Regions from separate parts of the Mus musculus genome. Here region 2 is linked to region 1. A link is a contact called in ENCODE Hi-C or POLR2A ChIA-PET data. All regions are on one chromosome and are shown on one strand. Each heading gives the region's core, a stretch centred on a gene start or an enhancer-like site at or near the end of the contact. The rest is flanking DNA. Distances are from core to core; before and after follow the strand shown. Region 1 holds the start of Nfil3 (nuclear factor, interleukin 3, regulated). Region 2 has its middle 15 kb from the start of Gm33519.

Evidence for each region. Hi-C counts contacts between places; a loop is a spot of excess contacts on that map. ChIA-PET counts read pairs that join two places held with the same protein, here RNA polymerase II (POLR2A).
Region 2: POLR2A ChIA-PET joins it to region 1 with 22 read pairs in Patski. The contact joins the enhancer-like site here to the promoter of Nfil3 in region 1. A Hi-C loop is called at or near these places in 1 of 37 maps with a recorded cell type or tissue (left cerebral cortex). POLR2A ChIA-PET finds 5 or more read pairs at or near these places in 1 of 5 experiments (Patski).

What each region holds. Positions count from the first base shown.
Region 1 is chr13:52,976,372-52,983,523 of GRCm38, forward strand. It overlaps Nfil3 (nuclear factor, interleukin 3, regulated), which reads right to left and starts at 4,668. Exons shown (of 2, transcript NM_017373.3): 1 at 4,490-4,668.
Region 2 is chr13:53,029,688-53,036,839 of GRCm38, forward strand. No RefSeq gene overlaps it. Among named protein-coding and RNA genes, the nearest start is that of Gm33519, 15 kb to the left of the region's middle. Within about 2 kb of position 4,049, at least 1 of the 3 ENCODE cell types and tissues checked has a DNase peak (open chromatin) inside an H3K27ac peak, as active enhancers do.

The DNA.
Region 1 (7,152 bases), core at 3,418-5,917:
TTATGTAATTGTCTGTGGGCAAAGGTCAGTGTCTTTCAACATTCGCTTGTGAGTCCAATCTGGATAAAAATCAACTCAAATAAAATCGAGAAAAATAACAGGATATCAAACAATGTGCTAACCCTGTGAAACGCGGGGCATACCTGACAAAAACAAGAAGTGAGCATCAGCGGGGGAAACCTCAATTACATTGTTTGTTATGTTTGACTTGAATCCCCAGCGTGCTCTCATTCCTCAATACAAATTAAAAATAAACAACTCTTAACAGCATCAATGCCATCTGGGTCACAATGGAAATAATGAGGCGTGCGCCTCATTATTCCGAAGCCGGGTAAAAATAACGCCGAGCACTCTGACCCCGCCTTTCCAGCCCACGCTTCAATCAGACCTGCATCTTGGAACCCAGGAACCCACTGATGATCACGGCTAGGTCAGCTAGAAATCTCCGCTGGCGGGAGTGAGTCAGGGGCCTTGCTCAACTCTGTGCTCAGCCTTTCACAAAGGGTTTTAATTTGCAGGCTGTTGCATCATGGTGATGTTATAATTGCCAAGATAAGCCCTCAACACAGAAAAGGAAACTGTTTCACAAAGTACAGTGAGCTTGTGTTCACTCTCGTTGAAGGGACAGGCAGAACGGTGGAGGAGCATGAACACAGCTAGCACAACTCTCATCTTTTGAAACTCTACGCTGGACTGCTTACCCAGCTTCTCTGAGCACCTGTTTTGTAAAGTGGGGGTGGTGGGTGGGGGTGGTGCCCAGTGGGTCCTGCCTTGTTTAGTAACTGCCCTTCATATTTCTGAATCAAGGCAGTGAGGACTCCAGGTTCCAGTCCTTTCTGCAAGGCACTAATTTGAGACTGCCCTGGGTACTTCGGGCCTAGGTTTCTTCATGGAGGTCAAGAGTCATCAGTCTAACGGGGCCTGGCTTTAATTGACATCCACACAGCTCCCCGTATCCTCTCTCTAAGATAGCGTGCACGTGCACAAGTGTAGGTGAGAATGCGCACTGCTGATGGTTTAGAAGAAGAGATCAGCCAGGCTAGAGAACTCAAGTCACAGAAAATTCCAGGGATCTGGAAAAGGCCAAGCTACTCTTGCTGTGGGGACCTTGTCACCTCCGTTTCTTCCAATACTCCCTAAGGTCCCAGTTACTTGGGACCTTGAAGCACTTCGATGCTTCAAGAATTATCTTGGTACAAACATTAAGTAACACGCACAAGGCAAGGGTATTCAGGGGTAACAGAGAAGGTGAATCTTTACAGGCCCAATACCAACCTGTCTTCATTCTTTCTGTGAGATTCGGTTCCGTAAAGGAAAGCCAGTCCAAACATAAGCATTCTGGAAACATTTACTGAGCCCCTTCTTAACTGTGCGGATCCACGGGCTTCCTTCCCCTCAGGTTTCCCTGAAAGGCAGTGAAGGTCTATCATATACTGAGGAGAGAGTATCATATACTGGGGAGAGAGCAGCACTTACACCTGCCTTTTTTGCATCTCCCAAAGCAGACTCCCAAAGAGGGTCCTTAGGGTATCCAAGAGCATCATTTGATGCTGAATTCCAGGTTTGCCATCCAGAGAGCAGCCTGAGCTGATCACCCTCCAAACACCAGGAGGCTTTCCTGTGGCTTCAGAAGGCCACCGGGAGAAACGTGGAGCTGTGATGAAGTAGAGAGAGGAAGTAGAGAGGTACTTTTACAGGAGAGACAGCTACATCTATGTGGGTGACTTTGAATTAGGGACTCCCGACCATATATATCATCCCGGGCTTTGGATCAAATAAACTTTAGCTACAATAAGAAAAAAAAAAAAAAAAAAAACTGGGTTCCACTGTCCATGTTCAAGCACTGTCCCTCCTATCCATCACGATCAAGACTGCCCTCCCTTCTTTCTGTAGCCATTTAGATGTCCTGCTTTTTCACTCCGTGAATGGAGAAGAGATCTTGCCTCTGAAATTCAACGGAGACTCCAGAAACAAAGATATCTGTGGGGGTCGCGGCTAGCGGTGCTCCGGAGTAGAGTCAGCTTCTGGCTCGGTCTGCCTGAGGCTGCACTGTCCCGAGGCCCAAGGCCACCGGAGCCGGCGCCCAGGAGGCACGCCTGCTCTCCGCCTCAGGCCACCGGCTCCGGGCGAGCGCAGCTCACCGAACTCGGCCCTGCAAGCCTCCGCCCCGCTCGCGGCCGCGCCCCCACGCCGCGCCGCTCCCCAGGCCCGCCCCCCGCCGGGTGGGCGGCGCAGCGGGGCCTCGGCGCCGCGAGGACCCCCGCGCCAGAACAAAGGAATGCGGGAGGGGCCGGGGAGCCGCGCGGGCCACCGCGAGGCGCGTCCAGTTGCTGCCCAAGGGGAGCGTCTTGGGTCGAGGTCTCTGCCTGCCACTGCCAGGCGCGTGCCCGGTCTCCCGGACCAGCGAGGGGCGCAAGGACGCATGATGAAAGGTGGCGCTGCAAAGTCCCCCCAGGCCCCCCGCCTCTGAAGGCTTGGGTCTCCCAGCCCAGCACGCAAAGTGGGTCAGGGTCTGCTGCTGGGGGGCCTACTGCAACTGCAGCGTCTTGGAAAACGGCTAAAATAGGGATAATATGTTCCAGGAGTCATCATCTAGAATGTCTCCGCCCCCTAAAATAATATTGTAGTTCAATTATGTAAATGGTACGCTAAGAAAACTATATCTCACAGACACTATTAAATACGTATATTCACACATCATTACACTAAGTAAGAATCCGGGAAGAAATTTAATATCCGGATACTTACCATATTATTCTATCTCCAAGAATAAAACTAGGTTATACAAGGCAAAAATACAATCTACTAACCTATATATACTTCCCATAACTCATATCTGATCTGGGGGAAATTATGATGTGAAATAAATACTTTTGACCTCATTAGCCGTTGTTATTTACAAAAGCCAGAAAAGAAGGTGTCACTTGGCCATTCCCTGTTGCCCTCTGAACGCAGCAGTTCCTCCAAAGTGTCCTTTAAAATGATAAATGGGGCCCCCGCGTTCACCAGCAGTCTCTGGGTGCTGCGAAATGCCTTCCTAAAAATACAGTCTTATCAGAGGTCTTGGAAGGCGTGGAGTTAAAACTACAGCAAATGGCCTTGAGCTCGTATTTGCACACAGCCCTGGAGAAACCAGAAATAGCACTGAGGCCAGGATTGTTAAAATGTGATAGGGCTATATTTAGAAAGACGTACATTTCTTTTAGGGTAAAAGACACACATTTGGCAAGCATGAGCTATGTCAAGGCTTAGTCGGTCGTCACTTTCCGGCTTAAAATATCCTTTAAAAGAACCAACAAAACCCCTGTTGATGGTGACATTCTTCAACGCTGAGATTGCCCTACTTTCTTTGTGGCAAGATTATAAAATCACGTAATTAGCTCCCTTTCTATGCTCAACAGCCAGCAAATTCGGCAGTTACATAACCTCACATTTCCAGGAATCTAGTAATGATTTGTCTTGTGGTGTCTTAAAAAAAAAAAAAAAAAAGCCAATGACGATAAGGTGAGAAAAAAAAAAAAGAAAGAAAGAAAAAGAAAGGCTGATGAAACGCATCGCATTCCAGTTGGGAAAAGTGGGGAGGCAAACGTCACAATGGCTCGTCCGGGTTTTAAAAATAACACCTCGGAACATTTAAGGAGCCCCCCCTCCCCCGCGCGCATTAGTGTCCAAGACTAGGATTTCTTCTTTCTTAATAATGAACTCCATAGAATCGTTTTTTAAAATATGCGTATTTGGGACGATACAGAGGTACCAATAAGGATCTAATAGCCAACGCTGCGCTAAAATGACCAAATCATTGCACACAAATCACACGCGCACATTCTCACATCAGTTCGTCCTCGGTGCCCACGTTTCATCGCTGGCCCATTATGCAATGTAAGAAAGGACACATCCCTCCACCTTCCCGAGGGCTCGTAAAACACGGTGACGACAAACGGGTTGGAAAACGTCGGTGCCGACACAGCGCCTGACACAAACAAACGCCGCGCAGGCATCTCCGATTGCCGTCACCGTTGGTACTCCCAATCCTCCTAAGCAAATCAAGACTCAACCCTCCCCTTAGCTGGCCCGGATTGGGGACTAGCGCGGAGAGACCCCGGAGAGCAGGGCAAGTCGTCTGGCTGCTAAAAGGATCGGCCTCCACTCCGCCTCCACGGCGCGCTCTTCGCCACCGAAACATCAATTTTCCTGAAATCCGGAGACATTATGCAATAGCGGGGAGGAGGAGGGAGCGCGCGGCAGCCCGGGCTACGTGCGGGCGCCAGGGCGCTGCAATCAAAGCAGCTACCTTAAGGTGGCGAGTCCCCCCTCCTGCCAAGGCAGCAAAAGTTTATGTAATGCATGCCCCGCGCACACTCGCCGCCTCCCGCCAGCCCTGCGCCGCGCCCGCACGCATCCCGCGCCCTACGCCCGCCGGCCGCGCGCTCCAAGAGCGGGCACGGAGCAGAGCAGGGCCCCCGGGGCCGCCGGTGGGCGGAGCGCTTACCGTGGTTCTGCTCCCTGGTCCGTGAGGGGGAAAAGAAAGGGCGGCTGTAACCGGGCTGGCGGCGCCGGGGCGCGATTCAAGCTCCGCCGGGCCCTCAGCGGGCGGTGGCGAGGGCGCGGCGCGGGAGACGAGCGGGCGCGCCGGGTCCGCGGGCGCCGTGGCCGCGCCGAGAGATGTGTGTTAGTAGGTCAGTTCCGAGCGCCGCGCTACGTCGCCGCCCGCCAGCCCCGCCGTGACGGGCGGCGGCCGCCCCAATCGCCGCGCCCGCGCCCGCCCCCGGCCCGCCGCCACTGGCCGCGCCGACAGGGGCGGGCTCCCCACCGCCCCGCCCCGCCCCGCCCCGTCCTCTCCGCCGCGGCGCCACTGGCAGTCCGCGTCCTTCTCTGGCCGCGGCCGCAGCTGCTACCCGCTGTCCGTGGGGACCCAGGCCGAGCGCTATGTTGCGCAACGGGACGCACCGCGGAGCAACCCGAGGCACGCCTAAGAGGAGCCCAGGACCCTTTTGCCCATTGCCGGCCGCGCCCTCCGGGTCGCTGCGCTCGCTCCGTGGTGCCAGCACCTTTTTTTGTTTGTTTGTTTCCCGGAGAGCCACAGAGGGCCGGGCTACCTGTTGCCAATAGAACCCCGGGTGAGGGCTATGGGGACACGGGCGTGGCGGGGACCTTGGCCTCCTTGTGCCCACGGTCCCCTCTGAGACCGGGAAAGGGGCGCGGCAGCCGGGCTACTGAAATGTCCCGCTCCTCTCCCGGGCAGCGCCGCAACGGTAACACAAACAGCGCTCCCGACACAATTAGGGCGAAGACGACCCCTACAAAGTTGTTGCGTAACACGGTTGGGAAACCAAGCTAGACCCGGTTGGTCTGTGTCCCCGACCACGTGGAGAGGTGGCGGCTGTCTCCGAGGACCTGAGAGTCCGCGGCCTCGGTGTCCCCGGCTGGGAAACCTACCCGCTTTCGGTGCTCGGGCTAGAGCAAGCCACGGAGGGCATTCCCCAAGCATCTTGAACTGGTAGTTCTCCTCTCCTTTCGGTTCTCAGTGAACACGCCAGCCAGCCCCCACCCCACCCCCCTTTCCCCAATTCCTGGGATGTACAAAAGACATAAGGAAATGGGAGACAGAGCATCTGGTGGCATGTTCTTAAGTCAGTCATCGGGTTGGCTATTGTAAAGGAACGTGGCAAACACTCCCCGCGTTTACAGACACGTAAGATTATAGCCGGCCTTGGCAAAGGGAGCCATATTCCTGACAGTGACGCACGCGCTTGCCCAAATACGGAATGTGGCAGGTGGCAAGGTCCTTGAGCTCGGACTGTGGGACCTGGGCTCGAATGATTCCCTCACTCAACCCCCTCCTTTCTCATTTTTCAAAGAAAGCAAACCCCAAAATAAAGAGTGAGTGTGCGGGACCCCCACCCGGAACATCTCACCAAGTGGATCTCTTTCCATTTACTCAAGACACACAGTAGTAACTCCACAAATAATCTCCGAGGCACATCCAGTGGTGATTTAAATGCCATTCACCGTTGGACTTTTGGACGCCTTCACAGGGCAATAATGATGGAGTCTAGCTGGTAAAATACCCCTTAACCAATAAAGCCCCCATAGCACAGATACGCAATAGAGGATAAATCTCCTTTCACGGGTGCTGATCAGTTCAGGGAACACCCCCTCCCCCCTTTACACTTTGTTTGTTTGGATTTTTTTTTGTTTTTTGTTTTGTTTTTTTCCGAAGAACTAACTACCTTGATGTAAACGAATCTTGATTTGGTTAATCGGTTCCACTTTTCTCGAATTTACTGATGTCATAGGATCCCTAAGTAGGTAGAATCGGGGAATAGCGTTTTCACAAAAAAAAAAAAAAAAAAAAAAAAAAAAAAAAAAAAAAAATTGAACTTGCCTGACTCACCCAAGGCTGACAGCGGAAGAACGGACTGCTGTGACCCACGAAGCTGTTCTTTATACTGAATTTTGAAATCTGATGCCTGTCTTCATTCCCGGGGGCAGTTTACATTGCGCCTCCACCACATTTATGCTTCCGTCATTGTCATCTAACTTGGAAATCAGAGGAAGTGTGAAAGATGTCTCTGATATCAACTTGGAAAACAACTCATTCGCGCCCCCTGGTGCTTAAAAACAGCTCAACAAGGTGATGGAGGCTCGGTCTCCAGGACCCGGGTGATGATGCGTCCGGTGTTACACCCTGGGGGTCCACCTAGTGGGCAAGTGCTTGCAATTAATTGAACTAGAAGAAAATTGAAACATAACCCTGGGGTGGGAGAATTTCCCCCAAGTCTCCAGTGTGCTGATTACTGAACAGGCTGTAAGTAGGGTCTCCCGAATAGGGAGATGGTGGAGGACTTTAATTGAAGTATGACTTTCAAACGAGTTTTTTGCGGAAGTGCTGGGGCTTGAACCCTGGACTGCTACGTGCTAAGCAAGTGCTTTATCGGTATCCTACCTTCGCAACCAAACTCAAAACGTTCTTACTCTAAGTGGCTGGTTTGTTTCAGAGCGGGAATTGGGTTTGGATGCAGGAGCCAAAGAGAGATGATCTAGACCAGAAAGCATTTAAGAATCGCTTTGTGTTTATACACTGCTGTAGCACACTTTGAGCAGCCAATATAAGAGGTGTAAGCTGAGAGCAGGTGGAGGATGTGGCTCTCT
Region 2 (7,152 bases), core at 2,799-5,298, 53 kb after region 1:
CTGTTCCCAGAGACAGACTGTATAACACTTTTTGAGCAGTTTTAGCATCTCTTGAATCAAGTTATGGCTTCCCATAGTAACGTCTTGAAAGACAACGTGCTTTAACATACATCAATATCGCTGTCAAGATGGCTTCTTTCCCTTTCTTCATGATTGTTCTAGAGTTTGCTTCTTTGTTCATGACAGGTGTAATTACCCAAGCCTGGCATGAGAATAATAAAGATGAAATATTCTGCATTTTTTTCTTCTTCTAACTGTTCTGTGTATATAGGATACATACTTTTGCACAGATGTGGAGATGTGTGTGCCTATGGAGCCCCTGGGTTGGTATTAAGACTCATCCTTGGTTGCCCTCCCATTCCATTCACAGAGCAGGGTCTCACGATCAGACCCAGAGCTGCCTCACTCTCCAGCGTGATCTGGGGGAGCCCCTGTCTCCATTTTCCTACCCTGGATTGATAGGCCGGCTGTCAAATCCACTCAGCATGACGTGGGCTTCCAAAGATCTAACTAAACACGGTTCTCACACGTGCACAGCAAACATTTAATAGATTAATCATCTTCTGAGTCCTCTATTTGATTTTAAAGTAGTAACTTCTGTTGCATGGTAACTGAAAACATGCTCAGTTGTTAAAGTGTTTTCAATGGCCAATTGTATGTGAACCAAGTAAAAAATATACTTTGAATTGTATAGGGGCTTAGGTTGTGGGAGGTGGTACCAAAGGCTTTTTCACGCCATGGTTAACAAATGTAACCATGTAGTTCAAGTTCCATGTAGTTCAAATGGATGATTCTCTATTAATTAGATGAGCTTTAACCACTCAGCTCATTTCCAGCCAGATCGTGTTATATTGAGCAGGCATGAGAAAGGAGATGCTTTAGCTAATCTGCAGGAAGATCCTTTTAGTCTACAGGGTTCCCATTGTTTCAATGGCTGGTGTTTGTTAGTGTCTCTCCAGGAAAAGTCACAGGACATAGATGTGGCCTTCACCACAACAAAGAGAGAAATGAACAAGCACTGTGATGGCCTGAATGAAAATGGCTCCCATTGGTTCAGATACTGAATGCTTAGTTATTGGGGAGTGGCACTATTTGAGAAGGATTAGGAGGTGTGGTCTTGTTACAGGTGCGTGCTCTCTCTCTTTCTCCTTTCTCTTTCCTCTCCTCTTCTCTCCTCTCCCCTCCCTCCCCTCCCTTCCTCTCCGCTCTGCCTGTGGATCAGGATGAAGCTCTCAGCTCCATCTCCAGCACCATGCCTGCCATACCCGCTGCCTTGTTCCTTGATAACAATGGCCTAAGCCTCTGCAACTGTAAGCTAGCCCCAGTTAAATGCTCTCCTTTATGAGAGTCCATGGTCATGGTGTCTCTTCCCAACAGCGGAACACTCACTAAGACAGGCACCAGCATCAAAGGACTAAGACAGCAAAGAGACAACGGTGAGTTGGATCTTTGTTTGTCTCTCAGGTTGCTTCATCAGCAGAGAGCTGCCCAATTTACAGAAGTCTTGGTGCAGAAGGATCCATTTTTAAATTACTACAATTCCCCAAATACAGTCAGTCCCTGTGCTTGCATTATTGAGCACCCTCAAGTCTTGTTAGACACTTGGGGTTCTATGGCCAACATTTGAATTTCAATGAGATAGTCTCATATTGCAGATCAAAGGGCACCTGACCTGTCAGCCTAAGAGCCTAGGGGCTCCTGGGGTATGGAAGCAGCTATGGGGACAAATTCCTTCCTGAAGCACAGCCTAGTGCAGCATCTTAGCGGCTGAAGTCCGGATGTGTCCACTACAGGCTGGCTTGAGTGACCTCCTAGTCTAGTGCAACAGCCTCAGATACAGGGAGTTTCCCATGAGCCTTTCCCTGGAAATCCATCACTTTCCAACTCCACTGCCAGGCTCTGGGTTCTCCTTCTCTTCTTTCTCCTCTGCTCCTCTTCCTGTGGCAGCTCAGGAATGCCAGAGTTTATAGAGGTGCCAGCTAGGTCCTGTGTATAAGGTGAAAATATAGTTGAGGAAAGGCTGTTAAGCCCACCAAAACAAGGAGACAGCAAAGGAGCCCACCAAACGTGTCAGAAGTCCACAATTAGGACCTTCTGTATCTGTGTCTACAGAGGCAAGAAAGGGCCTTGCACTGGCTGGTTGTGTGTGTCAACTTGACACAGCTGGAATTATCACAGAGAAAGGAGCCTCCCTTGAGGAAATGCCTCCATGAGATCCAGCTGTAAGGCATTTTCTCAATTAGTGATCAAGTTGGGAGGGCCCATTGTGGGTGGTACCATCCCTTGGGCTGGTAGTCCTGGGTTCAACAAGAAAGCAAGCTGAGCAAGCCAGAGGAAGCAAGCCAGTAAGTAGTACCCCTCCATGGCCTCTGCATCAGCTCCTGCTTCCTGACCTGCTTGAGTTCCAGTCCTGACTTCCTTGGTGATGAACAGCAATGTGGAAGTGTAAGCTGAATAAACCCTTTCCTCCCCAACTTGCTTCTTGGCCATGATGCTTTGTGTAGGAATAGGAACCCTGAGTAAGACATGCCTCATCAGAGAGTTTCTGTCTTTTCCTGGTTGCTTTGGGGATCTTTTCAGGCCAGCACTGTTTCCCTCTGCATCCTGAAAGCTGGGCTTATGGTTTCTTTGTGGGGCCACCAGGGCGGTGCTAATAGCCATCAGCAGTCTGCTCTCAGTGGCTCTTTTGCGGTTGAAGTATGAGTCTGCCTGCTGTCCAAAGGTTGTCAGAAAGTTCCGGGGAAGTGGGTGAAAGGACCTACCCCCAACAAAAGCCACTGAGAATTCTGTGTAACTCAGCACCCAAAGCGCCCACAGATCAGAAGGTGTGGGTCATCCGACCATGTAGACGGTGCCCGCATGCCCCATCAGCTTACGGCACGCTCCCATGAGATGCTCTCTGAGGATGTGTCTCCATAAGACTTTATGCTTTGCATCAGCACCAAGCCAGAACTCACTGGCTGTGGAATTCCCATTCCCCAGGCTATGCAGAGCAGCCTGGCTGTGCCTCTGCCTGGGCTCAGGATTTCCTTGAAATTTTCCTTCCACTGGGATGCAGCATCATTCATTCATAGGACCGTGAAAACAGGGCTGTCTGTAGCAAGCTTCCCCACCCATTCCCCAAAAGCCCTCACTGCCTGAGACACATTCGAATGCAAAATCAAAGTGAAAGTAGCTATGTAGCTACCTTGAGATTCCCACACAGTTGCTTGGCCTAGGAATAAGACAGAAGAAGTATTCCGGTAACGCATTAGGCATGCTGGTACACACTTACAATCCCAACACTTGAGAAGCAGAGGCAAGAGGATTTAAGTTTAAGGTCACCCTTGCTACTTAGCAAGTTGGGGGCCAGCCTGGGCTACACAAGTTCCTGTCTCAAAGATTAAACAACAAGAACTGTTAGCTCTTCCATTTAAACTCTCCTTCGGGAATATTTTTTAATGGATAAATATGTGCTTAACATATTAGCCTCAAAATGTTTGTGTCTGCTAAAGAAATGCTTTGCATAGACTGTACACTGTCCCTCTTTTAAGTAAGCAAATCAGAAGGCAATCTAATTATTGACCTTTGATATGAGAAACTTAGCGAAAGTAGAAAGATCAAGTTGTTTCCAAGGTCCGAGAGTATGGCCTTCCATTATGAAAAGTGTGATTACCACGTTCTAGTCGATGGGAACTTTGCCTCTTTTTGGGGCTACAAAAATGGACCTTTCTGACCTCTGTGGAAGAGATTGTGAAACTTTCTGCATGTCCAGTTTTTTTTTTTTTTTTTAAGTTCCATTAAGTGAAATCCAAAACTGTAACTCAACACAGTTTGGAGACAGATGACTAATTTCCTAAACTATTTTTGGATTTTCCCCGCTTCATCCTTTGCAGCTTCCAGAGAAAACTTCCCCATGAAGTCTGCTGCCCCCTCAAAGCCCCTTATCCCCAGAGTGATAGAAAGTGAAGAGTTACTAATGAAACCAGTTTAAAAATACTCACACCCCCACCCCAACCCGGGTGCTGCCTCCTGTTCACTGGTAAGGAATGTGGCCGTGCTCGTGCAGCCAAGGGTAATCTAAAGGAATGTTCATAAGATACCCATGGCATTACATCAGTGCACAGTCCCCAAAATCCATGGAGACTTTCCAAAACACAGTCGGGCCACACTGACAGGCCAGCGAGTCAATACACAAGGCAAAGGGAAAATAGCACATATCCTACCAAGCACTGAGGCTGAGCTATACAGCCACAGAACAAAGCTGCCAGAAACATCTGCCTCTCAACCCACTCATTTAAGCAAATGGTAGTGGACCCTGAAGGCTAAGCAGGAGACATCCAGAGACAAAAATGTCCAGCCCTGACCCTCTGATGATGAACACAATGTTCTTTCCAGGGAGTGAGGTGGCTCTAAGTTATCCTGTGCTTCCAGGTATTGTGACTCCAGGGGAGGCGCTACTATAAATTGGAATTCAGTCCATATATCTTCAGCACACTGATGTGTTAGGCTTATATAAGTCTGGAAGAGCAAGCTTAGAGTATGGGATGGGGAGCCCTGTGAAAAGAACGTACAAAGGGAACCGGGAGCGAGTTCTTAGGAGCAGTGTCTTCTGAGATCTTGTGTCCCACTGAAATCTCTCCATGTTCTCCTGCAGTGCTCCTACCCCTGGCTTGATGACCACTGTGACCAGCCTCCGTTCCTGGCTTCACTTCCTGGCGAGCTCAAGAAGCAAACATCTCCCTGCTGTGTCCTTATAGGTTTTTGTCACCTGGTCATGTCTACACTCAACTCATGTCTGTTCTCCTGCCAGCTGCCTCCAGCCTGACATACCCACCATCTCCAGGTCTTCCATGAAAAGGGGTTGTCTTCTCTGCATCCTGAACTGTTCCTTGGGATCCCCATCTTTGGGGCACCTCTCCTAGTCCTCAGCTGCCCCTTGAGCACAGGGCTGGCAGGCAGTTAGGGCTGTCCACAAACCACTGAGGGCTGATGGAGGGGGAGAACCGCCGATGTAGGAAGGGAGACAGAGTGAATAGACAGAATCACAGCCAGGTCAGAGAGCGTTTAAAGCTGAGTCAGGAAATGTCTGTTCTGAGGATCCATGGAAATGATCAAAACCTCAACATTTCCCCAAGCTGTCTTGTGCAGAATAGCTTACCTCAGCAGTGTGGGTCTCTAGGCCTCTTTGGGAAGCACACACATGGATTGTTGTCATTAACAACTGCCACCTTGGGCTGGAGAGATGGCTTAGTGGTTAAGAGCGCTGACTACTCTTCCAGAGGTCCTGAGTTCAATTCCCAGCAACCACATGATGGCTCACAACCATCTGTAATGGGGTCTGATGCCCAATTCTGGTGTGTCTGAAGATAGCTACAGTGTACTCACATACATAAAATAAATTAAAAAAAAAAAACGACACCCAACCACCACCCTCCTCCTTTCATTTGCAGACTCTAACTCCACAGTATTCTTGGCTCTGGCCATTCACTGTGTCTCTGTTGGTGGTAGTTTGAATGAGAACATTCCCCATAGGCTCATTTATTTCCTTGGCCTTCTGTTGGTGGAACTGTTTGGGAAGGATTAGGGGCGTGGCCTTGCTGGAGAAGGCATGTCACTGATGATCTTTGTTCACTCCCCAGTATCCACATGGTGGAAGGTGAGAATCAACTCCTACAAGCTGTCCTCTGAGCCCTGTACATGTGCCAGGACACACCCCCTGACCTCTATATATGTGCCAGGACACCCCTCCCCATATACACACACACAACAAGTGTTTTTTAAAAAACATAATACAAATATTAAAATCAGAGAGTTAGCATTGATATAAAGTTGTCTAATTTCTAGCCCATACTTATAAGTCAACAAATGTTCTTCACTATTAAAAAAAAATCTGTGCTTGAGATCTCACGTCATAGGTAGTTTCGTGTCCTTGAGTTTGGGTGGGCTGGCTCCTTGGTTTTCATGAGACTGGAATGTTAAGACCGTTTGCTTTGTTAAGTGTCCCCTGGTGTGGATTAAAGCAAGAACCAGAACACCATCTTTGGCGATGGTCAGGGAAAGCTCGATCACGTGATTTCCAGAGACCGCAAGAGTCCGTGTGCTGAGGGTTAATGAGCAGCAGACAACAGCAGCCCTGTCTCATCATAGACTCCACTTCTGATGGTGGCAGTGCCAACCGTCAACAGTGATCCAAAACTAGTGAAAAATTCCAGAGATAAACACCATAGAAGGCTCAGGGCTGCTGAGATGAACAGAGCCCAGCTCTGTCCACAACCTGGAATCAAGTCTCCTTTGCCAGGGGTGGGTGTGTGTCTTTGCAAAGTGAGCTGTAGAATTCCCAGGAAAGGGCTGGAAGTGGATAGAATAATTATTTTATTTGTGCATCTGTAACAATTTCGGAGTGGAGATTTTCTCAAGTGCAATACCACTTGGGACTGAGCTTGTGCTTGGCTCTGATTGACACAGGGCAACTGGAATCCTCTCCCTTGTAGGTAAGAGACAGGGGCCAGCTTGTCTCTGGGACATCTTGAGAGAAGAGGACAATCTCCATCTGTACTGGCTGGCTTTGTGTGCCAACTTGACATAAGCTGGAGTAATCACAGAGAAAGGAGCCTCCCTCGAGGAAATGCCTCCATCAGATCCAGCTGTAAGGCATTTTCTCAATTAGTGATCAAGGATGGGAGGGCCCCTTGTGGGTGGTACCATCTCTGGGCTCGCAGTCTTGGGTTCTATAAGAAAGCAAGCTGAGCAAGCCAGGGGAAGCAAGCCAGTAAGTAACATCCCTCTATGGCCTCTGCATCAGCTCCTGCTTCCTGACCTGCTTGAGTTCCAGTCCTGACTTCCTTGGTGATGAACAGCAATGTGGAAGTGTAAGCTGAATAAACCCTTTCCTCCCCAACTTGTTTCTTGGTCATGATGTTTTGTGCAGGAATAGAAACCCTGACTAAGACACCATCCCATTTGACCAGTGCAGAGCCATGGAGATGCCTTGGTAAAAAGCTAAGCTGGACCCTCAAAAAACCCATGGTCTAGAACAGTGGTCCTCACAGCCACTGATGGTGCCTCCGCTGATGACTTCTGGGTATAACACTGCCACAGCCACAGAATTCCATTTTGTATCTGTCTTTTGAAACAGACCCTTTCAGTGTCTCCAGCTCCCATGTATTTACC